Regions from separate parts of the Homo sapiens genome. Here region 1 is linked to region 2. A link is an interaction called in ENCODE POLR2A ChIA-PET data of the cell type or tissue named here. Cell type or tissue: HepG2. All regions are shown on one strand. Each heading gives the region's core, and the rest is flanking DNA. Links, peaks and the distances in the headings are about the cores only. Region 1 holds the start of LOC105378629 (a long non-coding RNA gene). Region 2 holds the start of FAM167B (family with sequence similarity 167 member B).

Region 1 (15,518 bases), core at 3,916-8,915, 100 kb after region 2:
TTGTTCAGAGAGGTCTCATATCCCTAGCGACCCTTCCCTAGTGCCTCACCTCTCACCACTGTTGCATTGGGGAATACACATACTTTTGGGGGGACACATTCAAGCCATAGCACTCCAGTTGGCCTGCTGAGCTTCAACTCGACTGGCTTCTCAGTTCCTCTGAGTGCTGAGCTCCGTCCTGCCTCAGGGCCTTTGAACATGCTGTTTCCTCTGCCCAGCATTCCTCTCTACTTGCTAAATTTCTACTCTTCTCTTTTTTTTTTTTTTTTTTTTGAGACGGAGTCTCACTCTGTCGCCCAGGCTAGAGTGCAGTGGCACAATCTCGGCTCACTGCAACCTCCACCTCCCGAGTTCAAGCAATTCTCCTGCCTCAACCTCCCGAGTAGCTGGGATTACAGGTGCCCACCACTATGCCCAGCTAATTTTTGTATTTTTAGTAGAGATGGGGTTTCACCATGTTGGCCAGGCTGGTCTCAAACTGCTGACCTCAAATGATCTGCCCGCCTCGGCCTCCCAAAGTGCTGGGATTACAGGGGTGAACCACTGCGCCCGGCCTACTCTTCTTTTAAAACCCAGATCAAGCCACTCCCGAGGAGCTTTCCAGAGTCCCCAGGAGGAAGGACTGGCTCTTCCCACCATAGACTCCATCGCTCTGAGCTTTGGGCTCGGCACCTCTCACACCTTACTTACCTCCTCCACTGCCCAAGCCAGGAACCTGGACTGATCTCAGCTCATTGCTCCTCTCCATGCCTCGCCCTGTGGAAGACCCTTCATTCACCTGGGCTGGGTTACGTCATCAGCTTCTCACTGACCTCTCTGCCAACCAGTTCTGCCCCTCCAGACATTCTCCACTGTCTCAGGGTCACTTTCTAATAGAGGGTGCTCAGCAGCTATTTGTTGACAGACAAAGTAAACGAGGGGAGGAATGAACAAAGGCGTGACAGAAGTGTAAAAACAAATGTGCTCCCCTTGGATTTTAACCTTTCAGTGGCTCCCTATTGCTCTCAGGACCAAGCCCGAGCCTTACATTTAAGGTATTTGCTATCGGAGCCCCACAACACACTCTGGGCTTCTGGCCAAGCCATAACCTTGCTCTCCTTCCTGCCTTTGCACAGGCAGTCCCCTCTGCCTGGCTGTCTTTCCCTGCTGTTGCAGTAATCGAGGTCAGAGATGATGGGGCCTGAACTCAAGTGGAAGGGAGAGTTGGCCAGCACCCACGTGTCTTGAGCTCATGGTTCTCCCTGCTCTCAGTGCCGGGGCTTAAGAGGGTAGCCTTGGAGTTGAAGTTCCAGGTGCCTGTTAGAATCCCCATGGAGCCATCAGGCTGGCAGTTAATACCTGAAGCTCCATCTCCAGGTAATAGTTCAGGGGTGATCCCAAATTTGAAGCCAAAGGGCTCAACGGGATCCACTAGAGAGAAAGAGTGGCTCAAGAAGGGAAGGCAGAGCCAGGCTTGGTGCGGTGGCTCATGCCTGTAATCCCAGCACTTTGGGAGGCTGAGGCGGGAGGATTGCTTGAGCCCAGGAGTTCGAGACCAGCCTGGGCAATGTAGTGAGACCCCCCATCTCTAAAAGAAAAAAAAAAAAGAAGGCAGAAGACATTTAGACTCCCATCAGGGGATCAGCTGATGGCCAGTGAGCCAGGAGCAGGGGTGTCCTCAAGGCTGGGGGAAGAAACAGCTTCCGGAAGGAGTGAGTGATCCACCATGTTAAATGCCACTGAAAGGCAGAGGAAAGGAGAGGGAAGGAGCACGGGGGACGTTCAGGAGCAGCAGCCACAGGACTCAGGGAAGGACTCAACGTGGGAGTGGGGAGGTGGGAGGGCTGAGAGGGACCGAAGGTCTGGCTTGGGAAAATGGGCAGAAGGGCGTGTCAAGCACCACGGAGGAAGCTGGGGAAGAGCAGCGGTGTGTGCATAGAAAAAGAGGGGTCGGTTTGGTCCAGGCTAAACCAAGGTGGCTTTGGGATGTCATTAGATCTATGGCCTGGAGAGAAATCTGTGTTGGAGAGAAAAAATGAGACCATCGACCACCCCTCTGTCTGTCTTTTCTCTCTCCTATATCTATGAGCTCAGCTATATGCTACTCTGAAGTCTCTATCTCCAGCCTAGATCTTTGTCCAGAACTCCCGGTGACCTTGGAGGTCACCCTGGATGTCCCATAGGGACCTGTAAAACAGACAAACAGGCCCCAGTGGACACAGATCAGAGAGGACAGAGTTGGAGGCAGGAAACCCAGGGAAAAGTCAATGGACTCGTCCAGACAAAGGCAATGGTGGCCTGAACTAGGCGAGGGAACAGGGTAGAGGAGGAGAGGATGAAGTCTAGAGACATTCCTGGATCAGAGAGCCCCAGAGATGGGGACTAGGTTCTGCGCGAAGGGAGAGGGGCTGGAGGAGGGAGGGACATGGCTGCTGCTCCGGAGAGCTGGGTATGGGGCTGCCCTGAGCTGGCCTCATTTGAGGTGGAGCCCACCTGGCTGCCAGTCTCACCTGTTTCTTTGACTGAGAGCCCCGTAAAGGGCAGGGGATGGATCATAGGGTTTTTTTGTTTCTTTTGTTTTGTTTTGACAGAGTTTTGCTCTTGTTGCCCAGGCTGGATTGCAGTAGTGTGATCTCGGCTCACTGCAACCTCCGCCTCCTGGGTTCAAGTGATTCTGCCTCAGCCTCCCAAGTAGCTGGGATTACAGGTGCCCCACACCACTAATTTTTGTATTTTTAGTAAAGACAGGGTTTTGCCATATTGGCCAGACTGGTCTCAAACTCCTGACCTCAGGCGATCTGCCTGCCTCAGCCTCACAAAGTGCTGGGATTATAGGCGTCAGCCACAGTGCCTGGCCCATAGGGGGGTCTTATGTGGGTGAGGGAGGGGGGCTCCTGTTGAGCAGTGAGTGGATGAGTCAGGGCAGCTCTTTCCTCTAGCCATCAGCAACCTCTGCCAGACCTTTGCACGGAGGCTTGGGGGAAACCCATCAAGGCCACAGTCCTGGACAGGACCTGGGAGAGTGGGTAAGAGAGGGTGCAAGGACAGGTGCCTGAGGCCTCAGACCTAGCTGACAGCCAGGGACCAATCGCCAGACCGCACCCCTCCCCTGCTTTATTTATTTATTTATTTATTTATTATTTTTTGAGACAGAGTCTCGCTCTGTCGCCCAGGCTGGAATGCAGTGGCGTGATCTTGGCTCACTATAAGCTCCACCTCCTGGGTTCAAGTGGTTCTCCTGCCTCAGCCTCCCGAGTAGCTGGAATTACAGGTGCACGCCACCATGCCCAGCTATTTTGTATTTTTAGTAGAGACGGGGTTTCACTGTGTTGGCCAGGCTGGTCTCGAACTCCTTACCTCAAGAGATCCACCCACCTCGGCCTCTCAAAGTGCTGGGATTACAGGCGTGAGCCACCGCACCCAGCCCCTCCCCTGCTTTAAACCTGTTCATGACTCCCTGTTTCTGCCTGGATAACCCCTTGTACTGGCTTTCAAGGTCTTTGAAGCTATGCCCTGGCTGGCCTCATTTTAGGGAGAGCCCGCTTGGCTGCCAGTCTCACAAATCCCCAAACCTTTCTCCACGCTGTGCCCTCTGCCTGGAATATAGCTCCCTGGGCATGTGCACCCCAGTGCCCGCCCACCTGTCAAGAACCAGCTCCAGGGACCCCTCCAGAAGACTTTCCTGACCCACCAGATGACCCACTGTGCTCCAAACTAATGTCACCTTCCTGTGACACTGTACTCAGCTGGTGCATGTCTCCTCTTTCTGTGGCACTTTGAGAGTCAGGAGAGGAGGAACCAGGCCTTTTTCATCCATTATCCCCCCAAGGAGCTCATGGGTGGGGTGGGCATGGTGGGAAGGTCAAGAGGTGATGGCAGAATCTCTTCCAGCCCTGTAGGTTTGGTCAACTCAGTGTGTGTCAATGGGAAAAACCGAGATCATCCCCTCAAAGTAGAGATAGCCAGAGTGAGGCCACAGCGATTTTATTTGGAGAATGAAGGGCAGAACCACAGAGATCTCAGGAGGGAGGGCAAAGGTAACTCATCGTCATCCACAGAGAGGGGACTCAGGATTACGCTGTGCGTCCAGGCCATCTTCCCTCCCAGCCCAGCCTTGGCACAAGTCGGCCCCAGGATCATCATGTGATAGAGCCTGAAGCCTGTCTCCCCAAGTCCCTGGAAAGTAGACATCTGTGACAATCCTCCCGAATCCCAGGGCACAGGGAGCATGGCTGAGCACGCCAGACTGCCTGGGCTCAAATTCTGTCCTGCCATGAACTGCCTGGGTGTCTTTGGACAAGTCATTTGACAGCTCTGAGCCTCCGCCTTCTCATCTGAGGACAACAGGAATAATGAGGGTACCCACCTCATGGGGATGTGATGAGGCTTAAAGAAGAAAATGCATGCAAAGTTTTAGCACAGTACCTGGCAGTGAGTATATGTGCAATAATATTAATTATTACTATTTTATCAAGAGGCCTGGATTCTGGTCCCAGTTCTGCCACTGTTTTCCCTCCCTGGGCCTGCTTGAGTTTCTGTCTATAAAGTAGGTGTTAATTGATTAAATGAGATAATGGATGCCAAAGAAGCTTCTGAGATGAGTGATTATTTCTGCCCTTTGAAGTTCACTTCCCCGAGGCTGCAGGGTGTTGTCACCCCCACTCTGTCAGGTCTTTACTGGGCTCTCCGTCTAGGCCAGGACCCGTTGCTGAAGGGTCAGCCCATCTCCTCCCTTCTGCCCACAAGGCAGAATAAGAGGAAAAGGCTGGGGTTGCCTCAGCGGGGTCTGTGGTTAGACAGGACGAAGAACTTCCTTCCGGACTGCAGGATGCTGCCCTGGGAAGGAGCCAGAGGTCGTGGGACTGATGCTGTTGTGGGGAGGAGTTGCTTCCAGGGGAATGGCCAGGCCCAGCCAGTTAAGCCAGAGTTAGCCAGTGGGGTGAATCTGTTGGGCAGTGACCTCACTTCCAGAGACCCTGATGGGGCCCTGTTTAAACTGGCCCCAGGGCTCCCAGGATCACAGACTACAAACAAAAAAGACACAGAAACACTATTCTCCAGGCACAGAGAGCCAGAGGCAAGTGGTTACCAACAAGACTACACTGTTCCGTCCACCAAGAACACTCTTCCCAAGCTCTGGAAGCGGCTGACCATCCTTGCTAGCCTCGTTTAAGACTTGCCTCCTCAGAAGTGACCTCCCGACAACACATGCATTCTCTCAGCATTTACTGTGCCCCAGCTATGTGTTAGGCACTGTTCTAGACCTGTGAACAAGACCAAGTCCCGGCATGGCGTGGTGGCTCACGCCTGTAATCCCAGCACTTTGGGAGGCCAAGGCGGGCAGATCACAAGGTCAGGAGATCGAGACCATCCTGGCTAACATGGTGAAACCCCATCTCTACTAAAAATACAAAAAATTAGCCGGGCGTGGTGGCAGACTGAGGCAGGAGAATGGCGTGAACCCAGGAGGCGGAGCTTGCAGTGAGCCGAGATTGCGCCACTGCACTCCAGCCTGGGCGACAGAGCGAGACTCCGTCCCCCTGCCCCCTCAAGAAAAGACCAAGTCCCTGCCCATCCCATATCAAGTAGCACCTGACCCAGCCCTGTTCTTCTCAAACATAACACACTGTTTCTCTCTCCAGTTTATGGCCTGTCTCCCCACCAGAATGTATGTTCCATGAGGGCAGGGACCTCAACTGTTTGCTTCACCAGTGTAAACCCAGTGATTAACTCAGTGTATAAACCTGTCACAAATCACTAAAACATGCCCTTGATAAATAATTGTTTTGTTTTTGTTTTTTTTTGAGACAAGGTCTGCTGTATTGCCCAGGCTGGAGTGCAGTGGTGCGATCTTGGCTCACTGCAACCTCTGCCTCCTGGGCTCAAGTGATTCTCCCACCTAAGCCTCCTGAGTAGCTGGGACTACAGGTGCACGCCACCACGCCTAGCTAATTTTTCACATTTTTAGTAGAGATGGGGTTTCGCCATGTTGCCCAGGCTGGTCTAGAACTCCTGGCCTCAAGCAATCTGCCCCCCTAAGCCTCCCAAAGTGCTGGGATTACAGGCGTGAGCCACCACACCTGGCCAAGCCCTTGATAAATATTCGTTGACTAAATAGACACATAGATCAGAGATAGAACACACAGAAACAGAACCACACTCAGAGGTGGTACAGACTTTCAGAGATGCACCGAAATGTGAACACAGACACACAGGATGATCACCACGACAGGGCCCTTCAAACTGACCCCGAGCTTCCCTTCCCTTGGTCATTCAGCTTCGCCTCTAGGCCCAGGGCTGGAGTCACCTTTGCTCTGACCCAGTTGGTGCCCACCCGAGTGCACCACTTTCCTGGTCCCCGACTCCCTGCACTGGGCACAGAGCTGGTATTATGTTTGAGGAGTCCTATTTGGGGCTCCTCTACTTTTTTGGGGATGTCTCCTGACAAACAGAAATTTCAACATAGTCAAATTTGTCAATCTTTTTAAAAGTATGTTTGTGTCAGCCCAAGAAGAGCGGGGAAAAATAACCCTGCAAAGACCACGCCCTGCACTCGGGGCCCCTCTGACTGCGGCTCATCTGCACAGGGTCCTGGAGCCTCGCAGGCCGCGACTGCAGCAGGCCAACCTCGTGCTCGGGCCTCGCCCCTCCCCCACGCCTCTAGCTAGGCCCCGCCCAAGACCTGCCCCTCCGCGAGCCCCCGCCCACCTACAGCGCCCCCTGTGGCCACGCCCCTCACCGGCTCTCACGGGCGCAAGGGAACTAGATGTCGCTTCCTTTTGCCCAGAAAATAGTAGTTAATATTCTGCCACCGGTGCTTCCACCTGGAGGGAAGGGAAATCGGGAAGACGGGATTGGGGCAAGTGTCCCTTCCCTCCGGGTCTGCGCCCACTCCGCCTAGCCCCGCCCCTTCCTTCCGCTCCCGGTCGCCCTCAGACCCCGCCCTTCCCACCCAGTTCCGCCCCCTCCCCTCGCCCCCAGGCCCGGATCCTCGGCTCTGGATCCGCCCCTTCCTTAGACCTCGCCCCTTCGCATAGGCCCCGGTCACCCCGTCTACTCCCCGGGCCCTCGCCCCGCCCCTCCCGGCGCACTCACGTGAGTCTCGGGCGCGCGCCGTAGCAGCTGGGCCAGCGCGCCGAGGGTACGTCGGCCAGGCCGGTGGCCGGGGGCAGCAGTAACAGGTTGCGTGCGGGCCAGTGCCAGGCGGCACCCGGAGGGTGGCGGCGCTGCGGGCTCAGCCAGTAGTCGCCCAGGCTGCGGCGGGCGGCGGGCGCCGGCAAGACCGGGCCCCGGCTGCCCCAGAAACACAACTCCTGGTCCAGGCGGTGCGGGGCCGTGGCCTGGGGCCGCCTGCGGGGGAGATGGGACAGCGGTCACCCCAGGAGAACACGACAGGCGGGGAGGAGGAAGTTGCCTCCGATCGGACGAGGCAGGGCACGGGCCGGGGTCACTCCTGGTCGATTTAGAGGGACGTGGAAAGGGACTGGAGGCCCCCACTGGCGCCTTCCCAAGGACCTGAGTGCCTCCTCCCCCAGCTGCCAGACCAGGGCGCTTTATCCAGCTGGCGCCCTCCCTCGGGCCCCCTCACTGGGACAGAAGAAAATTCACCACGAAGTGAGCAGTCTCGGTGAATAGCATGGTGTCCAGCCGGTCTGGCCCGACTTCGGCCTCTCTTTAATACCTGCCTGGGCGAGGAGGGGGAGGCCTGAAAACCCATATTCCCCCCGGGCCCGGCTGTTTTTAGCAGAAGGCCAGGAGGCGTCAGCTGGCAGAGGGGTTGGGGGCAGAGCTGGTCTCTCTCGTGAGGTCTAGTCTAGTCTGCCCCCACTAGCCGCTTCAGTGGGAGGGGGCTGGTCACCAGATCTCCAGGTTCCCCAGAGACACTCCTCCCCAGGGTCAAGGACAGAAGTGCAAGGACAAACAGAGGCAGCAGGAGGGGGCCAGGGACAGGAAGGTCAGCTGCCCATTGGAGAAACCCTTCCTCATCCCACCCAGGGCTTCCAGCCCCTGCTCACACACTTTTTTTTTGAGACAGGATCTCACTTTGTCATCCAGGCTGGAGTGCAGTGGGGCGATCATAGCTCACTGCAGCCTCGACCTCCTAGGCTCTAACGATCCTCCTGCCTCAGCCCCCCAAGTAACTGGGACTATAGGCACTCACCACCAGACCTGGCTAATTTTTTGTATTTTTTTGTAGATACAGGGTTTCACTATGTAGCCAAGGCTAGTCTTGAATTCGTGAGCTCAAGTGAATCACCGGCCTTGGCCTCTCAAGTCTAGGATTACAGGTGAGCCACCATGCCCAACCTTTTTTTATTTTCTTTTTTCTTTTTTTTTTGAGACAGGGTCTCAACTCTGGCACCCAGGCTGGAGTGCAGTGGCACAATCACTGCTCACTGCATCCTCGACCTCCTAGGGCCCTAGCAGTCCTCCTACATTAGCTGGAGGATTGCTGGGATTGCAGCAGCTGGAACCACAGGCCTGCACCACCAAGTACAGCTAATTTTTGTGTGTGTGTGTGTGTGTGTGTGTTTGCTTTGTTTTGTAGAGACTTTTGCCATGTTGTCTAGGCTGGTCTCAAACTCCTGGGATCAAGCAATCTGCCCCCCTCCCAGTCAGCTTCCCAAAAGTGCTGGGATTACAGGCATGAGCCACCACTCCTGGCTGGCCTCCCACACTCCTGATGGTGTGCTCAGGCACAAATCACGCCTCAAAGGGCCTCCTCTTCTCCCAGGCTTAGGCACACCCTGACCTGCTCCCCATGGCTTTCATGGGAGCCTTTTCCCTAATTCTATGCATGCTTAAATGGCAGCTCCTCAGCCAACTCTAGTTCAGGAGGCTGCTGGGGCTCCAGGACTCCCTAAACTGTCAGCAAAGTCCTGACACTTTCCTTCCCCAAAACTGAAAAGCCCTTGATCTGTTTAACCCTCTCTTTTTGCAGAAGAGGAAACTGAGGTTCACAATCGGGCAGTGAAAAGCCAAAAGTAAAACCTAGGCTTTCTACAACTCTGCCTGCTCCTACAAAAGGTGAGACAACCCTTCTGTGTGTCCTTGTCCAGCTCAGCATGGGGTTCAGGGCTCAGAGCCCAGGCTGGGCCCTGCTCCTCCCTGACCCCTGGGGATCCTAAGGAACATGCTGGCCCAGCTCCCCTTCCCACACTGCCAGTTTGGGCTATTTCCCCCCCAGTGACTCACACTGGCTGCCGGAGAGAGTGGGCAGCTGTTCTGAGCCCCCAGAGCCCAGTACAGGCCCTGACTTGCCCCCCAAGTTCTGCAGCCATATTTGGGAATTTAATGTTTTTCCTCCTTGGGGACTCTCCTTCCCTTAATCCCTTCCTTTTTTCCCTGTCTTCAACCATTTTTCCTTATCTTCAGCCTCACCCTCCCTGATGGCTTCTTCCATAGGCAGACAAACAGGCTCTAGTCTTTCATATCTTTGAAAAAAAGAAAGCCCTCCCTCAACTCCACATCCTTCGCCAGCTCCCCTCTGCAGCCAGCATTCTTGAAGGAGTTGTATACACACGTTGTTTCTACTTCCTCACTCAGCCCCTGCAATCTGGCTTCCTCCCCCACCATTCCACAGGAACAGCCTGCCAAGGTCACTGCTGACCTCCTTGTTGCTAAATCCAAGGGATGCTTAAAAGTCTTTATCTGCCTTGACCCCTTAGCAGTGGCCAGCTTTGACACAAATACTCCTTCCTCTTTCAGATACTTTTAGGCCCTTGTATTTCTGGACACTGTGCACTTTTGATTTTCTTGCTATCTTATGGGTTGCTGCCACATGGCAAATTTCTTATCCTTTGCTCACTGCCTAATCATGGTTGTTCCCAGGCCTGCTACAGTCTGTCCCCAGGGAGTCTCATCAGCTCCCATGCCTTCAGCATCCAGCCCATGTCAGAAACTCATGTCTCTTTCTCAGTCCAGCCCTCTCCCCAACCCCACACCTGCCTCCTGGACCCCTCCTGCTGGATGTCCCACCTCTCAGGAAACAGGCTGCATACCTGCCCTCCCTCCATGTTCCCCAGCTTAGCCATCTCCCAGTTGTCTGAACCTGAAATCTGGACTTGGTTCTAGATTCTGCCCTCTCTCGCCTTTTTTTTTTTTTTTTTTTGAGACAGAGTCTTGCTGTGTCGCCCAGGCTGGAGTGCAGTGGTGCAATCTCGGCTCTCTGCAACCTCTGCCTCCCGGGTTCAAGCAATTCTCCTGCCTCAGCTTCCTGAGTAACTGGGACTATAGGCGTGCACCACCATGCCCGGCTAATTTTTATATTTTTAGTAGAGATGGGGTTTCACCATGTTGGCCATGCTGGTCTTGAACTCCTGACCTCATGATCCACCCTCCTCGGCCTCCCAGTGCTGGGATTACAGGTGTGAGCCACTGTGCCCAGCTTCTCTCACCCTTTTCATCCTCAAGCAGCTATGAAAACCTGTCCTTTCAGGACGTACCTAAAATCCCATAGCTTCTCTCCACTTCCGCCACCAACACTTGAGCCAAGGGCCCATCACCTTTCACCTCCTGCAGCAGCCTCCTGACCTGTCTCCCTGCTGCCACTCTCAATCCCCTGTGTGGTCTGTTCCTATAGGGCAGCTGGGTGTGTCTTTCCAACATAGGAATATGTCTCCCTGCACCATGTCTTTAGCATCAAGTTCACCCAACCCATGCCCCTGCCAACCCCAGTATTGGGGCATTCCTCAGTCTTTGCCTGGGTAACAGCTTCTCATCCTTCAGTTCAAGCGTCCGTTCCTCATGAGAGCCATTTCCAAACTCCCAGCCAGGCAGGTGGCTCTGCTATTTCTTCTCCTCACAGCACCAAGGCCTCTCCTCTGTGGACATCGCAAGCAGTCATTCACAAACTAGTCTAATCTGCAGATTCCTGAGCCCTCCTGTTCTAGATCCTGGGGATGTCAGGAGGAGGACAGTCCAGCCCCTGGCCCCTGTCATGTAATGGGGAAGACAGGCATTAAGCTGAGATCAGGAATAGATACGGACACTGAAGGCAACACAGTGGCCATGCAGGCCCTAAGGATGGTGGTCAGGGGGACTGTCTTTGAGGGTGATCTGTGGGGTCAGGGGAAGCTATTCCAGGCAGAAGGGATGGTGTACTTAAGGTAGGAGGAATGTTTTGTGATGATTTGAAAGGTGTCCAGTGTGGCTGCACAAGTGATGTGAAGAAGCCATTGATGAGGTTTAAATAGGAGACTGACCCAGCTGCGTTTGTGGTCTTTATAAAATAATTCTGGATTGGAGGAATCAATTGAGGAAGGAAGGAGGGAAACCTGGCAGGGAGCTGCCGGGATAATTGGGTGAGTAGTAAGGGGGGCCTGACTCAGGGCAGTGGCAGTGGATTTGGGGCAGACTGAACTGTGGTTGCCTGTACTGGAGTCAGGGAAGAGGGAGGGAATGAGAATGATTCTGGTCTTCCTACCCTAATGGTGGGTGGGAGAGGGCAGTGGGAACTGGACCACCCATATCCCTGTGGTGACCGTACCTGCAGTCCCTCATCCATCCTTTGTCTTTTTTCTTTTTTTTTTTTTTTTGAGACAGAGTCTCGCTTTGTCACCCAGGCTGGAGTGCAGTGGCACGATCTCAGCTCACTGCAACGTCCACCTCCCGGGTACAAGTGATTCTCCTGCCTCAGCCTCCTGAGTAGCTGGGATTACAAGCACACGCCACCATGTCTGGCTCATTTTTGTATTTTTAGTAGAGACGGGGTTTCACCATTTTGGTCAGGCTGGTCTTGAACTCCTGACCTTGTGATCTGCCTGCCTCGGCCTCCGAAAGTGCTGGGATTACAGGTGTGAACCACTGCGCCTGGCCATCTTTTTTTCTTTTATTCATGCAGTGACATGATCTCAGCTCACTGTAGCCTTGACCTTCCAGGCTCAAGCGAGCCTCCTAGCTCAGCCTCCTGAGTAGCTGGGACTACAAGCACACGCTACCACACCCGGCTAATATTTTTAATTTGTAGAGACGCCATGTTGTCCAGGCTGGTCTTGAACTCCTGTGTTCAAAAGATACACCTGCCTCAGCCTCCCAGAGTGCTGGGATTACAGGTGTGAGCCACTGCACTGGCCTCATCCTTTTTCTTTTCTTTCCTTCCTTTCCCTTTCCTTTTTCCTTCCCTCCTTTCCTCCCTTCCTCCCTTCCTTACTTTCCTTTTTCTTTCTCTTTCCTTGCTTCCTTCCTTTTCTTCTTTCTTTCTTTCTTTTCTTTCTTCCTTCCTTTCTTCCTTTATCTCTCTTTTCTTTCTTTCTCTCTCTCTTTCCCTTTCTTTTTTATTTTTGAGACAGAGTCTCACTCTGGTGCCCAGCCAGGAGTGCAGTGGCATGATCTTGGCTCATGGCAACCTCAACCTCCTGAACTCAGGTGATCCTCCCGCCTCAGCCTCCCAAATAGTTGGGACTACAGGCATGTGCCACCACGCCTGGCTATTTTTTTTTTTTTTTTTTTGTAGAGACAGGGTTTTGCCATGTTGCCCAGGCTGGTCTCAAACTCCTGGCCTCAAGAGGTCTGCCCACCTCAGCCTCCCAAAGTGCTGGGATTACAGGCATAAGCCACCATGCCTGGGCACCCATCCTTTTTCTTAGAAGAGCAGATGGAGGCCCCTAAGAGGTAGAAGGCTGCTAATAAGGCCTAGGACAAGGCAGAGGGGAGGAGAAGGGAAAGTTGGGTCCGAGTCCGGATGTGATGAGGTTTCAGGGAAAGTGGCATCTGGGGTTTCCTCAGAGCCTGGAAATTCCACTGTTTCCGGGACCACTCTGAGATCCCCAAATCCTGAGATGCTCAAACCCTGAGGCCCAGTCCTTGTAAGTCCTGGGGGCCCTCTAGGGGGTGTGAGTCTGTATCTGGAGGTCCACAATCCCCTGACAAGTTTCAAGGTGGTGAGTAGGATTCTTGACCGTCCCTAATGCCAATGTACAGTTCGGGTGAGGCACACCCCACGCCTGTTACCTGCATGATCCCATGTCATCCTCATGTAATCCTTGGAGGCACATAGCTTATTTATTCCCATGGCACCTATGAGACTTCAAAGGGTTAAAGAACTTGCTCAAATTCACACGGCTAGGATGAGGCAGAGTGAGGATTTGAACCAAGGTTTGACTGACATCAGAGTCTGTGCTTTTAACTCCTGTGCTATATTAAGTCTGGCGACCCCCCTGGTTGATTGGCTCAGTAAGAGGAGGAGGATTTGTGGGGGATTTGCTTGTGGTTGGGGTGGCTGTCCCCCTCTCATATCAAGCGATGGGAAAGGGTAGCGCTGACGTCGATTATTGCCATGGTGATACAGCAACCCTTTCCCTGCTGTCTCCATGGTAACCTGGGGGGTCCATCTGTACTTCGCCCCCTCCTTCTAAAAGGGGGTCCCTTAGGGAGGGGCTGGCTAATAAGGTGTCTGGGAAATAAGTCAGGGAAGGCAGTGATTGGAGCATCCCCCTTTGCCTGGCCCCTCCCCATTCCTCAGGCCCAGAGAGTAAGGCTGGGATCTGCATTGGGTCCTGCACTGGGGTCCGGGGACAGATGTAACCTTTAGGGTGAGGGAGGCAGCTCTGTCTTTTCCACCTGGGGATTCCCTTGGAAATTCCCCTGCCCCCAATCCCCCCACCAAGTTCTTAGGCTCCTGAACAGAACTGCTAGGAAGTTGGCAGAGAGAGGCAAGAGGGTTTCCTCAGCCCTCTTCAGGGCTGGACATCACCCAACCCCTGGGGACAGTGTCTTTGGCTGTCTGGCTGTCTGCTGTCCCTTGAAGCCAAAGGTAGGAGCAGCAGCCGTAGCAGTCTCTCTTGCTTATCAAGTGGTAGCTTTGGCAGTGATTCCTGCATGGTGCTATACATACAGGTCCTTACTGAAACTTTCTACCAGGTGTCAATTAGCCCTACTTAACAGATTTGAAGATGGAGGCTCAGAGGGGCTAAGTAACTAGCTCAAGACTGCACAGTTAGAGAAACAGCAGAGTTAGGACTTGAACTCAGCACTAGTTTCGGCCAGTGGCTCTTCCAGTGGAAAGGAGTAAGAAGAAACAGAACAGGATGGAAGAGAAGAGAAATAGGAGAATGAAGTGACCCAGGTAGGAGCCTGTCGTGCTCTGCCTGCCTGCAGAACAAAGTTCAAACTCCTTCACCTGGTACGCAAAGGTCTCCTTGATCCAGCTTCTCTTCTGTTAACCCATTCCTGGATCCCCTGCATTCTATGCTCTGAAAGGGAAAATGATGTCAGATTCAGGGCTGGGTTCTCAGTACCAGGCATGGCCCAGGAAGGTGTTGATGAAAATTGATGAACTGAGTTTCTTGAAATTGTCCTTCACTTTCCTGCCTCCAGGCCTTTACCCACAATGCTTCCTCCCCAAAGGGAATGCCCTTTCTCTTGCTCATGGACATTCTAGAGCTAACTAGCCCCATTGGCAAGGACTGCGTCTAGAATCTTTGTATCCCTCACAAATCAGGTACGTGGGATGTGGCAGTAACTGGTTTCTAAATTTTTTTTTTTTTTTTGAGATGGAGTCTCACTCTGTCACCTAGGCTGGAGTGCAGTGGTGCGATCTCAGCTCACTGCAAGCTCCACCTCCTGGGTTCACACCATTCTCCTGCCTCAGCCTCCCGAGTAGCTGGGACTACAGGTTCCCGCCACCACGCCTGGCTAATTTTTTTGTATTTTTAGTAGAGACGGGGTTTCACCATGTTAGCCAGGATGGTCTTCATCTCCTGACCTCATGATCCACCTGCCTCGGCCTCCCAAAGTGCTGGGATTATAGGCGTGATCCATCATGCCCAGCCTAATTTTTTTTAGAGACAGGATCTCACTCTGTTGCTCAGGCTGGAGTGCAGTGGTGTGACCTTGGCTCATTGCAGCGTCAAACTCCTGGGCTCAAGCAATCTTCCTGCCTCAGGCTCCCCGGTAGCTAGGACTACAAGCACACGCCACCATACCTGGTTTTTTTGTTTTGTTTTGTTTTTAGAGATGGGATCTTGCTGTTTTCCATGCTGGTCTTGAACTCCTGGGCTCAAGTGATCCTCCTGCCTCAGCCTCCCAAAGTGCTGGGATTACAGGCCTGAGCCACCATGCCTGGCCTATTTTTTTTTTTTTTTTAAGGAAAGGAGGGTTGAGAAGAGAGGAGAAGGAAGTGGGAGAGATGGAAAAAAAGGAAGAATGAGAAGGATTCACTATTTGGGGGCTGGCAGAGTCCAAAGAGACCAGCTGATGCCTTTTTTTTTTAAACCAGTGAGGAAATAGGCCCTTTTAGTAAGCCTCCTACATGGGGACTGCCTGGGAGAGCATTTTATGTGGAAACTGAGAAGGGTATCCCTTTTGGGTGACGTGGAATTTTAAGGTGCTCTAGGGAAAGCTTGGACTTCTCTACCCTATGAGGATTAGAGGAGGGTGTTGAATCAATTGTCCTTAGATCTCAGGGGACAGGAGACTGAACCTGACCTTTAGGTTACACTCCCCCCGTAACAAAATTGGAAAGTAGAATATACGGGCTCATTAAAGCCAAATTGGAAAGTAGGAAATAGTTGTTTAGCTTAAATACTAGCACCTCCAGG
Region 2 (15,518 bases), core at 5,262-10,261:
GGAGACCGAGGCGGGGCGGATCACCTGAGGTCAGGAGTTCGAGACCACCCTGGCTAACATGGTGAAACCCTGTTTCTACTAAAAATACAAAAAATTGGCCAGGCGTGGTGGCTCACACCTGTAATCCCAGCACTTTGGGAGGCCGAGGCGGGCCGATCACGAGGTCAGGAGATCGAGACCATCGTGGCCAACATAATGAAACCCCGTCTCCACTAAAAATACAAAACTAACTAGGCATGGTGGCGTGCACCTGTAATCCCAGCTACTCGGGAGGCTGAGGCAGGAGAATCGCTTGAACCCAGGAGACCAAGGTTGCAGTGAGATGAGATAGCGCCATTGCACTCCAGCCTGGGCAACAAGAGCAAACTCCGTCAAAAAAGAGAAAAGAAAGAAGAAAGGAAGGAAGGAGGGAGGGAGGGAAGGAAGGAAGGAAGGAAAGAAAGAAGGAAGGAAGGAAGGAAGGAAAGGAAGAAAGATAACTATCTCTTCCACCATACCCTGGTGGAAGGGCTGGAAAGTGGGTGTGAAACTGGGAACTGCCTACTTCCTCCCATACATAAGAAACTTGGGTTGGGGAAATCCTTTGGTCCACCTTAAATGCTGCAGCTGTGTAGCTGGCGTCCCTCCTCGACCTCGCAGCTGGAAGTCCCTGCCTGAGGGCGCCCTCTGTGCAGCCCACTTCTGGCTGAGTCCAGACCTCAAGAACCCCATCAGCTATCCACCATCGTTTCAGCAAGTGTGTATTACCTGTACAGTGAGTTAGCTGGGCCCTGTGTTTGGTGCTGGGGCCCAGGGATGACTGGGGAAGATTCTGTTCACAGGGTTTTCAGTCTGGCAAGAGACACAATTAAGCTGGTAAAATTGCAGGACGAGAGCTGAGCTGATTTACCACAGGACCCATCTATTCATCCATCCGTCTTCTTTTTCTTTTGTAAATATTTTTGTGGAGATGGGGGTCTCCCTGTTTTGCCCAGGCTGGTCTTCAACTCCAAGCCTCAAGCAATGCTCCTGCTGCATGGCCTCCCAAAGTGCTGGGATTACAGGCATGAGCCACCATGCCCAGCTTATTTTATTTATTTATTTATTTATTTATTTTCTTTCTTTCTTTTTAATTGAGAATAAAGGAATAGGGCTGGGTGCGGTGGCTTACCCCTGTAATCCCAACCCTTTGGGAGGCTGAGGTGGGTGGATACCTTGAGGCCAGAAGTTCAAGAACAGCCTGGCCAACATGGCTAAATCTGGTCTCTACTAAAAATACAAAAATTAGCCAGGCATGGTGGTATGTGCTTGTAGTCCCAGCTACTCGGGAAGCTGAGGCAGGAGAGTCCCTTGAACCCGAGAAACGGAGGCTGCAGTGAGCTGAGATCGCACCACTGCACTCTAGCCTGGGCAACAGAGCAAGACTCTGCCTCAAAAAAAAAAAAAAAAAAAAAAGCCAAGCGAGTTGGCTCACTCCTGTAATCCCAGCACTTTGGGAGTCCAAGGCAGGCGGATCACTTGAGGTCAGGAGTTCAAGACCAGCGTGGCCAATATGGTGAAACCCTGTCTCTACTAAAAATAGAAAAATTTGTCAGGCATGGTGGCTCGCACCTGTAGTCCTAGCTACTTGGGAGGCTGAGGCAGGAGAATTGCTTGAACCCAGGAGGTGGATGTTGCAGTGAGCTGAGATCACGCCACTGCACTCTAGCTTGGGCAATAGAGTGAGACTTGTATCAAAAAAAAAAAAAAAAAGAAAAGAAAAAAGAAAGAAAAAGAATAGAGGAATAGGGAGAGGAGTGGTGGCTCATGGCCATAATCCTAGCACTTTGGGAGACCGAGGCAGGAGGATCACTTGAGCCCAGGAGTTTGAGACCAGCCTGGGCAACATGGTGAAACCCCAACTCTACCAAAAACACAAAAAATTAGCCAGGTGTGGCATGGGCCTGTGGTCCCAGCTACTTGGGAGGCTGAGGTGGGAGGATCACTTGAGCCTGGGAGGTGGGGGTTGCAGTGAGCTGAGATTGCACCACTGCACTCCAGCTTGGGTGACAGAGTGAGACCCCGTCTCATTAAAAAAAAAAAAAAAAAAAAAAGAGGCCGGGCACGGTGGCTCACACCTGTAATCCCAGCACTTTGGGAGGCCAAGAAGAGCGGATCACGAGGTCAAGAGATCAAGACCATCCTGGCTGACACGGTGAAACCCTGTCTCTACTAAAAATACAAAAAAATTAGCGGGGCATGGTGGCAGGCACCTGTAGTCCCAGCTACTTGGGAGGCTGAGGCAGGAGAATGGCATGAACCCAGGAGGTGGAGCTTGCAGTAAGCCTAGATTGCACCACTGCACTCCAGCCTGGGCGACAAAGTGAGACTCCGTCTCAAAAAAATAAAAAAGAAAAGAATAGGCTGGGCGCAGTGGCTCACGCCTGTAATCCCAGCACTTTGGGAGGCTGAGGTGGGTGGATCACTTGAGGTCAGGAGTTCGAAACCAGCCTGGCCAACATGGCGAAACCCCGTCTCTACTAAAATATACAAAAATTAGTGGTGGCAGGCAACTTAATCCCAGCTACTTGGGAGGCAGAGGCAGGAGAATCTTTTGAACCCGGGAGGCGGAGGTTGCAATGAGCCGAGATTGAGCCATTGCACTCAAACCTGGGGGATGAGTGAGACTTCTCTCAAAAAAAAAAAAAAAAAAAAAAGAGAAGAAAAGAAAAAAAGAATAAAGGAATAAAACAATGGTACTTCATAGATACAGAAGCCTTTTTTTAATTTTTTATTTTGAGACAGGTCGGCCTCTGTCACCCAGGCCTGGAGTGTAGTGATGTGATCAGGGCTCACTGCAGCAGCTTTGCCCTTCTGGGCTCAAGCAATCCTTCCATCTCAGTCTCCCAGGTAGTTGGGCACAGGCATGTGCCACCATGCCCTAATTTTTTTTTCTTTCTCATCCTCTTTCAATCCTGTTATTTATTTATTTATTTTTTTGAGACGGAGTCTCGATCTCCTGACCTCGTGATCCGCCCGCCTCGGCCTCCCAAAGTGCTGGGATTACAGGCGTGAGCCACCGCGCCCGGCGAGACGGAGTCTCACTCTGTTGCCCAGGCTGGAGTGCAGTGGCGCAATCTCGGCTCACTGCAAGCTCCGCCTCCCGGGTTCACGCCATTCTCCTGCCTCAGCCTCCCAAGTAGCTGGGACTACAGGTGCCTGCCACCATGCCCAGCTAATTTTTTTGTATTTTTTTAGTAGAGATGGGGTTTCACCATGTTAGCCAGGATGGTCTCGATCTCCTGACCTCGTGATCCACCCACCTTGGCCTCCCAAAGTGCTGGGATTACAGGCGTGAACCACCGCGCCTGGCTGAGTTCAAAACCATTATGAGCAACAGAGGAAGACCTCATCTCTATCAAAAACTTAAAAAAAAAAAAAATTAGCTGGGTGTGGGGTCTTGGCCCTGTAAGTCCCAGCTACTGAGGAGGTCAAGCAAGAGAATCACCTGAGTCCAAGAGTTCAAGGTTGCAGTGAGCTGTAATCCCACCACTGCACTCCAGCCTGGCAACAAAGCAAGACCCTGTCTCGAAAAAAAAAAAAAGCATAAATTGTAAAATTCCAGACCAGCAGCAGCAGCTGGGATGGGAATTTGGTAGAAATGCAGATTACCAGGCCCCACCCCATACATACTGAATCTGAAACTCTGGGTGGTGGGGCCTAGCCATCTTAGCAAGCTTTCTAGGTGATTCTGATGCATGCTAAAGTTTGTGAACCACTAGAAGGCATATAAACAGAGAAAACTATGCTGTTAGAATGAGGGTGGTGTTACCCTTAGATTAGTGACAGGCCAGGAGCACATGGGAGGCTAACAGCGGTTCCTGGGTGCTGGTAATACTCTGTTGCTTGATCTGGGTGCTGGTTACATGGATGTGTTCAGTTTGGGAGAATTCATCGAGCCATACATTCATTTATTTACTTATTTACTTATTTTTTGAGATGGAGTTTCGCTCTTTTTGCCCAGGCTAGAGTGCAGTGGTGTGATCTTGGCTCACTGCAACCTCCGCCTCCAGGCTCCAGTGATTCTCCTGCCTCATCCTCCTGGGTAGCTGGGATTACAGGCATGCACCACCACGCCCAGCTCATTTTGTATTTTTAGTAGAGATAGGGTTTCACCATGTTGGCCAGGCTGGTCTTAAACTCCTGACCTCAGGTGATCTGCCCGCCTCAGCCTCCCAAAATGTTGGGATTACAGGCGTGAGCCACCGTGTCTCCATGCATTTATGATATGTACAGTTTTTCTGTGTGTATGTTACACTTCTTTCCCCTTCCTTCCTTCCTTCCTTCCTTCCTCCCTCCCTCCCTTCTCTCTCTCTCTCTCTCTCTTTCCTTCTTTCTTTCTTTTGACAGAGTCTTGCTTTGTCACCCAGGCTGGAATGCAATGGCTCGATCTCGGCTCACTGCAACCTCTGCCTCCCGGGTTCAAGCGATTCTCTTGCCTCAGCCTCCCAAGTAGCTGGGACTACAGATGCATGCTACCACACTCGGCTAATTTTTTGTATTTTTAGTAGAGACGGGGTTTCACCGTGTTAGCCAGGATGGTCTTAAACTCCTGACTTCGTGATCCGCCCACCTCGGCTTCCCAAAGTGCAGGGATTACAGGCGTGAGCCACTGCACCTGTCCTTCTGTGTGTATGTTATGTTTGAAAACAAAGTTTAAAAAAGGGAACTGCTCTGGTTGAAGCCCTGGGAGGGGCAGGGAGATGGAAGGCAAGGAGCCCATCCACAGCTCTGTCCTTCTCCTGCAGGCAGCCCTTGAGGGCTCCTTAGAGTATTAGCTTGAAATCCTTCATCTGTCCCAACAGAGCTCTGAGAAGGTCAGTGACTTGCCCAAGGTTCTGCAGAGCCAGCACTAGAACTCAGGTCTCCTGACTCCCAGGCCAGGGCCCTGGAGGCTAGTCCTTTCCTGAAGGGCTGGTGTCACGAGTAAGGACAAGGGGTGGCTAGGCAGCCTCCTTCCTGATCTCAGCTCCCTTAACATGAGTCTTGGGAGGAGGGCCAAGACTCTGGTATGAATGATGCTTTTCTCATCCTGGAGCAACTTCCTTTCTGGGAATTGGGTGTCTCCTTCTGGGCAAAGACAATAAAATTCATCCAAAGGGCCAGAGGAGCAGGGTTCCTCCGGCCCCCACCCAGATGGGCATCACGTGGCTCCCAAGTTAGCAGTCCAGGAAAATTCCAGCCCTTGCATACTTGGCCTCACACACCCATCTGCTCACTCACCCTGGCACATTCAGCCCCCCTAACCCACCTTGAACATTGACCACCACACACTCCCTGGCACGCTCTTCTCACCCTCAACTTCTGCCACCTCTCCCTGGGCAATACTGCCAGCCTTTCCCTAATCTCAGAGCTGCAGCCCTGCCCTGTCACTCACCTCAAACCTGCCATGTCCCTGGGGCTACTGAAATTCCAGGCAGTGGGTGAAGAGGACGAGGAGGATGAGGAGGGGGAGAGCCTGGACTCTGTGAAGGCACTGACAGCCAAGCTGCAGCTGCAGACTCGGCGGCCCTCATATCTGGAGTGGACAGCCCAGGTCCAGAGCCAGGCCTGGCGCAGGGCCCAAGCCAAACCTGGACCAGGGGGACCTGGGGACATCTGTGGTTTCGACTCAATGGACTCCGCCCTTGAGTGGCTCCGACGGGAGCTGGTGAGTCTGGTGGGGTGGGCAGCTTTGCCCAGGGCCTTCAGGCTGGTCCTCCTTAGGGTCCAAGACCACAGGCATGGGGAAGGGATGAGAATGGACCCTGCCTCCAGCAACCGCCCGCTCCGGTGTCCTGGGCTGAGGAGCCGGGAATGGACTTGTCCAGTGTTGTATTCAGGGAGGCTTGCTGAAGAAGGATTCCATCCAATCTACTGACCTTGTGCTCCTGTTGCTTAGGGGACAGAGCACTGGTGTTGGGGGGTGTGGGGCACCATTATAAATAGGGAAATACACAGCCTCCCCTACTCTGGGACTTTCTATGGCCTAAAGATACAGCGAAGTGCAAAAGGAGGCACTGGCCATGCTGCAGGCAGATTCTGAAGAGGTGAAGTTTCAGTAGGTGGCTCCCAACTCAACATGTGCAAATATAAAGATACCCAGGCTCCAACACAGAGATTCTGCTTAGTTGATTTGGGATGGGGCCCAGGCAGTTGGATTTGCTTAATAATGACTCCTTAGCTGGGTTTGAGAACCACCAGGTGAAGCCAGATTGGGAGATAGGGAGAGATCAAGCTGAGGTGAGAGGGGGCTGGGGAGGACACAGTCAGTGCAAAGGCCCAGCGTTGCCAGGAAGGGAGAAACGGCGCGCGGCCGAGGGCCTGTCCAGTAGGCTCACGCCCCCTCTCGGCCGCAGCGGGAGATGCAGGCGCAGGACAGGCAGCTGGCAGGGCAGCTGCTGCGGCTGCGGGCCCAGCTGCACCGACTGAAGATGGACCAAGCCTGTCACCTGCACCAGGAGCTGCTGGATGAGGCCGAGCTGGAGCTGGAGCTGGAGCCCGGGGCCGGCCTAGCCCTGGCCCCGCTGCTGCGGCACCTGGGCCTCACGCGCATGAACATCAGCGCCCGGCGCTTCACCCTCTGCTGAGGAACACCTGTGCCCCCCGACTCCCCGCCCCCTCTCCCAATGCCGCTTCCCCTGCCTGCCTGGGAAGAGGAAAGGGAGGGGTGCCCCAGAGGCACCAGCTCCTGGCGGGGGAGGAGGAACATTCAGGTTTCTGAGAGCTGAATTCCAAGAGTGCAAAACCCCAGCATCCTGTTTCCTCTGCTGACCCAGCTGGGAGGGGGAGGAGGAGGAGCTCACACCCTCAAACTCCTCAATAAACGCTTTCTCTGGTTCCCATCAAGGTCTCTTGCAGTCGTTTATTCAGGCCCAAGGCCGCTATCTGAATGTCGCCTGTCACTGGGACCACCCTAGTTCACTGCAGGCCCATGGGAGGTGACTTAGGTAAATTGGGCTCCTGAAGAATGCAGAATCTGAGAGACATGGGTTCAAAGCCAGCTACCCCGTTTATTTCTTTTTGTTGTTGTTATTTCTTCTGCTTCTTTTTTTTTTTTTTTTTTTGAGGCAGAGTCTCACTCTGTCACCCAGGCTGGAATGCAGTAGCACAATCTCAGCTCACTGCAACCTCCGCCTCCGGGGATCAAGCGATTCTCCTGCCTCAGCCTCCCAAGTAGCTGGGATTACAGGCGGCCACCACCTCGCCTGGCTAATTTCCTTTCTTTTCTTTTCTTTTTTTTTCTTTTTTTTGAGATGGAATTTCACTCTTTCGCCCAGGCTGGAGTAGTGGCGCGATCTTGGCTCACTGCAACCTCCACCTTCTGATTTCAAGCGATTCTCCTGCCTCAGCCTCCCAAGTAGCTGGGATTACAGGTGGCCACCACCTCGCCTAGCTAATTTCCTTTCTTTTCTTTTCTTTTTTTTTTCTTTTTTTTGAGATGGAATTTCACTCTTTCGCCCAGGCTGGAGTAGTGGCGCGATCTTGGCTCACTGCAACCTCCACCTTCCGATTTCAAGCGATTCTCCTGCCTCAGCCTCCCGAGTAGCTGGGATTATAGGCACCCGCCACCATGCCCGGCTAATTTTTGTATTTTTAATAGAGACAGGGTTTCAGCATGTTGGCCAGGCTGGTCTCAAACTCCTGACCTCAAGTGATCCACCTGCCTGGGGTTTCCAAAGTGCTAGGATTACAGGCCTGAGCCACCGTTTATTTCTATTCGACCCTGAGGAGCTCCCTTAACCCCTGAGTCTGTTTCCTCACCTCCACAATGGAGATGCTGATTCTCACTCCACAGGCAGCAGATGTGCCTTACGGGAGATAGTGCACAGTGAGCGCTCAGTGAATATGAACTATTACTCACTCCCAGCGCGGCAGTCTTTCTACTCTGTGCTGAGACAGGGAGATGGACCGTGAAGTGTTCAGGCTTACATTGCAAGGGAGTCTGGGCCCTGCACCAGGCTTGGAGCTCCAACTCTAGGCTCTGTGTCACTGTGAAGGTTTTTCACTTTGTCTCTCTCAGCCTTTGTTTCTGTGTTACCCTCTTTGTCTGACTTTCCAACTCAGGCTTCCTCTTCCCCCCACCTATTTCCTGCCCCCACTTCTCTCTGCAGCTGAGGTGCACACAGCATCGCTTCCACCTCACAAGCCCCAACAATGCTCTGTGGGTTCCCCTCCCCCTACCAGCTCACTCAGGCAGTGACGCATGTGCACTTTCCTCCTGGTGGGGTCAAGGCCGAGTTCTTGGACCTGATGAGGCCACCTGGAGTTCCTCATATCACTGGTGACCTGGCCCTCAGCTAATGATGGGTGCCCCCTCAGCCTGGCCCCAGGGGAAATGGAAATTCTTTGCCTGCCTGCTGCTCGTGACAATCTTCTTGCCTCCTGCTTATAACAGAAAGTCCTGACAGTCTGTGGCCTGCACCTGGGGGCCTGAGCGGCCCTGTTTGCTCTGTCTTCCACCTGTTGCAGGAGATAGTGCCAAGCCCTCCACCTCTGCCAGGGGCTGTGGCCTTGCCTCTACCTGAATTCGAACTGTTGCCCTACTCTCCAACCATGATTAATGGGTGTTGTCCTGGCCTCTGACTACAGCAGGGGCCGTTACTATGCCCTCTTGAAGACATGAGGTTGTCCTGTCTGCCTCCTGAAACAGGCTGTTTTCCAGCATTCTGTCTGTAAGAGGGATGGTAGCCTGCCATTCACCTACCCTTGACTATAATAAAGCTACTGTTCCATGCCCTGAGATGACATGGGAATTGTTCTCTCGGCCTGACCTGACTGTAACATGCATGGTCTGCTCACCAGCTATTTAACAGGGATATTGTCCTCTCCTCTGACTCTGAACGATGCTACCTTTGCTGCCAGACAGAAACAAAAGGGTCTCTCAGCTGCAACGGTGGTGCTGAGGTGCTGTTTGCCTCTCACCATAAGCTGAGTGTGTGTCCGCTTGCCCCCTGCTCACTGGGCCCAAAGGCTGCCCTTGAATCTCTTGCCCAGATGCACCCTGGAGGGCAGAAGGGAGGGTCTATCAGACATCCTCCCCTCAACTTTAAACCTCCCAGTGTCACCCTGGGACAGTAGGGGAAGATGGACCTGGTCTGGAGATGTAGGGGACCCCCAGGGGCTGAGAGGCAGGGGTCTATGGTGGCAGGAAGCTTGGCGTGCTAGAGGGTTGTGGTTGGGCTGCTGGGGCCCGGTTGGCTGCGGAGCCCTCCGGAGGAGGCAGGAAGTCAGGGTGGGACGTGGGCGCGGGGAGACAGGTGGTGGCTACGACGGCGAAGGGAGCTGAGACTGTCCAGGCAGCCAGGTTAGGCCAGGAGGACCATGTGAATGGGGCCAGAGGGCTCCCGGGCTGGGCAGGTAAGGAGCGCTGGTATTGGGGGCGCAGGCGCCGGGGTGAGAGGCCTGATAGCAGACGGCTGCAGCTGTGCGGGCCCAGGCTCCCTAGGGATGCAGCAGCCCTTTGTGGCTGGGGAGAGAAGATCCTCGCTCAAGGTCAGGTGGGAGGCAGGCAGTGTAGCTGGGTCGCCTCTTTCCTGCGAAGCTGGTGTCGCTTGCCTCTGTCGTGCTGTCCACCAGTGGCCCCACCTGACTGGGAGCGTGTTTCCTGGACACCAGGCACATGGACAGTCAGGTGTTAAAAAGGCTTCCAGAAACCACCAAGCCCAGTCCCTCAGGCCATGAGGATGAGGCTCCTGAGGCCCAGAGAGAACAAGGCACTCACTGCCCACGGTTTCTCAGCAAGGCAGTGGCAGGGCTGAGAGTGATGGCTGAGGCTGTGGCCACCCCGCCTGGAGCAGGGTGATGGACAGGCTGGACTCAGAGGACCCAGGAATCCTTCTGGTTTCTGGGGCAGACCCCAGTGACAAGAATCTCCTGAGAAAGAGAGAGAGAGAGAGAGAGAGAGAGAGAGAGAGAGAGAGAGACAGAGATCACCCAAGGCATCCAGATGGACATGCGAGGAGTGATTTTAGCCTCAGCGATCGAGGGAAGAATCTCCTGATGGGCGTGAACTGATATGTGTGGGGGTGTCCATCATCTGGGATGGAGCTCCAGGGTGGATGGACATATCTGATCTGAGTATGGGAAGTTGGAAGTGAAAGAGAATGATGGGAGAAAGGAAGAGGAAGTACTATTTTTATCCCAGACAGGGGTGCAGTTGGTCCTGGGTGAGGAAGCGCTGAACTTCCATCTGGAAAGTCACCATTCCTGCCCCTGCCAAGCGTCACAGCAGGATGTCCTCCCCTCGCCCCTGGCTCCCTCCCGCTTCAGCCCTGCCTGTGTAGGGCCAGTTGGTTTTGCTGATTCCTGCTTCAAACCCCAGGGAGGTGGAGAGAGACTGGGGAGGCATAGTTGCTACCTGCTCACCTCCTCACTTTTTAACTCTGAGCCTTAATTTTTTTGGGAAGTCCTCACTCAGCCAGATTTCCAGGTTTCCCCTGCTTCGTTGGAGTTTTTCTTGACACACACTTTCCGCCTAGTCAGCTGGTCCCAGCCTTTCTCCTGTCTACAGCTCCAAGTCCTGTAGCCTCTTGTGGGGGCTAGGGAACATGGTGGCTCTCCTCGCACTTCAGGGAGGGTCATTCACCCTGGACAGGCATGAGCAGTTCCTTCCACCCAGCCCTATGCTGACAGACGAATCAGACAGGGTCCCTTGCTCTTGGGCCCCAGGAACAGAGGCTCTTCTCAAAGAGAGAAGGGCCAAGTGGACAAGGGCCAAGAACAGGCTGAGCATTGGTTCAGAGGAGGGGAGAAGGTGTCTCTTAAGATCTGGAAAGCTTCCTGCAAGAGTCAAGACAGTTCTGAGAAGGAGAAAGACCCATTTTCAAGAGTGCGTAGGACATGAAGCCAAGGTCACTATCCCTGGATTCTGTTCCTTGGGTACCACGAGGGCAGAGACCTCAGAGCAAGACCAAAGGCCAGAGAGCCCACAGGTGTGGTGTGGAGCAGAGAATGTGCATTTCAGAGACAGGCCGACCCAGTCACAATTCCGCTGGACCATTTCCTTGAGCAAGTGGCTTCATCTCTCTCTCTGAGCTTCAGTTTACTTATCTGTAAAGAGGCAATAATCAAGCTGGGCACGGTGGCTCACACCTGTAATCCCAGCACTTTGGGAGGCTGAGGCGGGCAGATCATTTGAGGCCAGGAGCTTGAGACCAGGCTGGCCGACATGGTGAAACCCTGTCTTCGTTAAAAATGCAAAATTAGCCGAGCGTGGTGGCAGGTGCCTGTAATCCTAGCTACTCAGGGGGCTGAGGCAGAATTGCTTGAACCCGGGATGCACAGGTTGTAATGAGCAGAGATCGAGTCATTGCACTCCAGCCTAGGCAACAGAGCGAAACCCCATCTCAAACAAAAATGCCTCCCGGGTTCAAGTGATTCTCCTGCCTCAGCCTCCCAAGTGCTAGGATTAACAGGCGCGCCACCATGCCCAGCTAATTTTTGCATTTTTAGTAGAGATGGAGTTTCACTATATTGGCCAGGATGGTTTCGATCTCCTGACCTCGTGATCCGCCCACCTCGGCCCCCCAAAGTGCTGGGATTACAGGCATGAGCCACCGCACCTGGCCAGCACATAGTAGGTGTTTAAGGGAGGTGGGGCACTCCCTCCCCCTGCAAATGATGCACCAAAGGGAGGGCTGTCCACACCCAAATTATGCCCACTCAGCACCTTGGTGGGCCAGTGAACCACCCATTCCCTCACACTTGTGGTGTGGCTTTGCAAATCAGCCTGTTTCCTGTATACAGTGTGAGGAGTGTGAGAACTCAGGCAGGCTGGACTCTGAGCGGGGCCATGGGATCTACTTTAGAAGAGGGTCTCTCACGCAGCCACACACAGACACACACACACACACACACACACAAGCCAAAACACCATACATATCATGGGAAAATCTACGTGTACAGATGTGTTCAGAGGCAGGGCAGGGGCTACACATAAAACACAGACTACATCCTATAACTCCATGCACACACCCACGAGCTGATGGCTTCAAGGCCAAGCTCAATTCAGTGAAAGTAATTCTCAGTGGGGTGGGGTGGGGTAGGTGGTGAGGAGCAGGTGGGACCAAGGTACCATCCAGTAATGGGGCCTCTCACAATCAACCTCAGTGTTGATTTTAAAGTATCTGGAGCTAGGGGTTTGAGGCTGCAGTGAGCTGTGATCGCTCCACTGCACTCTGGCCTGGGTGACACAGCTAGATTCTGTCTCTAAAAAATAAACACGGCAGAGTGCAGTGGCTCACGCCTGTAATCCCAGCACTTTGGGAGGCCAAAGCAGGTGGATCACCTGAGGTCAGGAGTTCGAAACCAGCCTGGCCATCATGGTGAATCCCCATCTCCACTAAAAATACAAAAAATTAGCCAGGCATGGTGGTGCATGTCTGTAAACCTCCACCTCCCAGGTTCCAGTGATTCTCCTGCCTTAGCCTCCCCAGTAACTGGGATTACAGGCGTGTGCCACCATGTCTGGCTAAGTTTTGTGGGGTTTTTTTGGTTTGTTTGTTTTTTGTTTTTTTGAGACAGAGTTTTACTCTTGTTGCCCAGGATGGAGTGCAGTGGTGCGAGCTTGGCTCACTGCAACCTCCGTCTCCCTGGTTCAAGTGATTCTGCTGCCTCAGCCTCCCGAGTAGCTGGGATTACAGGCATGGACCACCACGCCCGGCTAATTTTGTGTTTTTAGTAGAGATGGGGTTTCTCCATGTTGGTCAGGCTGATCTTGAACTCCCGATCTCAGGTGATCCGCCTGCCTCAGCCTCCCAAAGTGCTGGGATTACAGGCATGAGCCACCTCGCCCGGCTGTTTTTGTTTCTAATTACAAAATTAGCACATTGCTGTTTTAAAAACACTCAAACAGGCCAGGCACAGTGGCTCGCACCTGTAATCCTAGCACTTTGGGGGGCCGTGATGGGAGGATCACATGGGCCCAGGAGTTTGAGACCTGCCTGGGCAACATAGGCAGACCCCATCTCTATTTAATTATTTAAAAAAAAAATAAAATTTAAAACTCAAACAGTAAGAGGCATATAAAGAAATACAAGAAATGCAGCCTCCTCCAATCCCACTTCTGGGATATGCCCATCGTGAAAAATTTGGTGTGTGTCCTTCCAGATTTTCCCATGTATGGCTGCTGAAAAACATGGAGGTTAAGTCTAGTCTCTGCAGGCTGGCAGACCGGGACTCACTTCACAACTCCACTGCTCATTTGTTTGTTATGAGGCCTCAGACAAATCATTTTACCTGGTTTGGGCCTCAGTCTTTGCATCTGTAAAATGGGGATAATAATAGCACTTCATAGGATTATTATGAGAATTACATGAAATAATGCAAATAAAGGCTTAGCACAGAGCTTATTTAAAAGAATCCCCTGTATACATATGTCAATGCAAATAGGCATATACTCTGCATTCTGTTCTGCAACTTGCTTGCCATGGTGTATGCGGGATGTCTTTCCGTGTCAATACATGTCAATACAAAATACCTCATCCTTTTAACTGTTTCACTAAACGTTAGCTTGGTAAATGGTTAACGGTGGTGATTTTGAAATGTTACTTCCTGGCAAGTGTTGCTGTCATGTGCGGCCATGTTGTCGGCAGTCACAGATATTATTGATCAGTGAGCTAACTACAAGCCTTATAGCCTCCTGTGAAAATGAAGTGACCCACCAGAGGGGCACCCACCTCTGTCACAGAGGGCAGGGCCAAATGCATGGGACGCTCTCTGTCTGCTTACTTCTGCATCCTCAGCTCTAGGTCAGAATCTGGCACATAGGAGGTACCCATTAAATTTATTTTTTTTTTTTTTTTTTTTGAGACAGTGTCTCAGTCTGTTGCCCCGGCTGGGGCACATGGTGTGATCATAGCTCACTGTAACTTCACACACCTGGGCTTGAGTGGTTCTCCCACCTCAGCTTCCTGAGTAGCCTAGGACTACAGATGTGTACCACCATGCCCAGCTAATTATAAAAAAATTCTTGGCCAGGCACAGTGGCTCATGCCTATAATCCCAATACTTTGGGAGGCTGAGGCAGGAAGATCTCTTGAGACTAGGCATTCAAGACTAGCCTGGGCAACATAGCAACACCCCGTCTCTATTAAAACATAATAATAACAATACAATTTATTTATTTATTTATTTAGTTATTTATAGATGGAGTCTTGCTCTGTCACCCAGGCTGGAGTGCAGTGGCACTATCTCAGCTCACTGCAACCTCTGTCTCCGGGTTCAAGCAATTCTCCTGCCTCAGCTTCCCAAGTAGCTGGGACTATAGGCACATGCCACCAAGCCCGGCTAACTTTTGTATTTTTAGTAGAAATGGGGTTTCTACTAAACTCCCAACACTTTGGGAGGGTGAGGTGGGTGCATCATCTGAGGTCAGGAGTTTGAAACCAGCCTGGCCAACATGGTGAAACCCTGTCTCTACTAAAAATACAACAAATTAGCCAGGCGTGGTGGCAGGCGCCTGTAATCCCAGTTACTTGGGAGGCTGAGACAGGAGAATTGCTTGAACTCGGGAAGTGGAGGTTGCAGTGAACCGAGATCGTGCCATTGCACTCCAGCCTGGGCAACAAGAGCAAAACTCTGTCTTAAAAAAAAAAAGTGTGTGGAGATAAGATCTCACTATTTTGCCCAAGCTGCACTCACACTATGTATGGTCTCAAGCAATCGTCCTACCTCACCCATTACATTTTTGTCAATAGGCCAGCTCCTTTAATCCACAAGCAGCAGCCTAAGCCCAAAGTTCTCTCTTGCAGTGTGGCATTTCCTAAAATATGACCTGTACACCACTCAGGTGTGTAAGTGATTTTAGGGGATAATGGATGACCATTTACGAATGTTAATTTATGTGTTTATTTTAGTGTGCGCTGTTGTTTCACTTCTATTTATGTCTCATGATTCTGGTTTTCCATTTATGGTAGTAAAGTTTCCATTTTAGGTACATATATCAAACGTGAAAAGGTAGCCCGTGGAAGTGCCAAAAATCATGAAGGAAAATGAAAATGATCAATCATTTTAGCCTGAAAGATGTTTAAGGCCAGTGTCTATGTAGCAAGCACTATGTTAAGCATTTTATTATATGAGATCATCTATATATCACGTATAATGCTCACCACAGCCAGCCTTAGATGCAAGTCTTATTTTTGTCATCATTTTGCTGATGAAGGAACTGAGGGAAGTGCAGAGGTTTAGTAAGCTGCCCAACAACCTTCTGCCAGTAAGTCTTGTTTTTTTTTTTTTTGTTTTTTTTGTTTTTTTGAGACAAGGTCTTGCTCTGTCGCCTAGGCTGGAGCGTAGTGGCCCAATCTTGGCTAACTGTAGCCTTGACCTCCCCAATCTCAGGTGATCCTCTCACCTCAGCCTCCCAAGTAGCTGGGACCACAAGCATGGGACACAAAGTCCGGCTAATTTTTGTATTTTTTTTGTACCGACGGGGTTTTGCCATGTTGCCCAGGCTGGTCTCAAACTCCTGGGCTCACGTATCTGTCTGCCCACCTTAGCCTCCCAAAGTGCTGGGATTATAG

What was found. Peaks named below come from ENCODE experiments on the same cell type or tissue, not always from the same donor. Only the 100,000 strongest peaks of a DNase experiment are listed, where the experiment ranks them.
Region 1: POLR2A ChIA-PET joins it to region 2 with 13 read pairs; 13 of 35 experiments call an interaction of 5 or more read pairs at or near these places.

Annotation. Positions count from the first base shown.
Region 1 is chr1:32,344,536-32,360,053 of GRCh38, forward strand. LOC124903949 (a long non-coding RNA gene) reads left to right here. Exons shown (of 2, transcript XR_007065661.1): 2 at 3,871-4,564. LOC105378629 (a long non-coding RNA gene) reads right to left here and starts at 7,329. Exons shown (of 3, transcript XR_947157.3): 1 at 7,075-7,329; 2 at 6,719-6,803. It overlaps LOC124903933 (a long non-coding RNA gene), which reads left to right and starts at 7,067. Exons shown (of 3, transcript XR_007065642.1): 1 at 7,067-7,120; 2 at 8,177-8,267; 3 at 8,921-15,518. RefSeq lists silencers at 4,653-4,947, 6,876-7,395 and an enhancer at 8,600-9,114. In HepG2, for the core only: CTCF peaks have their summits at 6,737 and 7,549; DNase peaks (open chromatin) are centred at 4,956, 6,996, 7,526 and 7,866; H3K4me3 peaks cover 1,598 bases.
Region 2 is chr1:32,242,015-32,257,532 of GRCh38, forward strand. It overlaps FAM167B (family with sequence similarity 167 member B), which reads left to right and starts at 5,208. Exons shown (of 2, transcript NM_032648.3): 1 at 5,208-5,668; 2 at 6,357-6,842. The coding sequence starts at 5,408. The coding sequence ends at 6,587. It overlaps LCK (LCK proto-oncogene, Src family tyrosine kinase), which reads left to right and starts at 9,251. Exons shown (of 13, transcript NM_005356.5): 1 at 9,251-9,357. RefSeq lists enhancers at 6,466-6,625, 7,854-8,063, 8,254-8,463, 8,514-8,603, 11,744-11,823 and 2 more and silencers at 11,344-11,443, 11,464-11,543, 11,604-11,653. In HepG2, for the core only: a CTCF peak has its summit at 6,343; DNase peaks (open chromatin) are centred at 6,347, 8,217 and 8,797; H3K4me3 peaks cover 1,115 bases.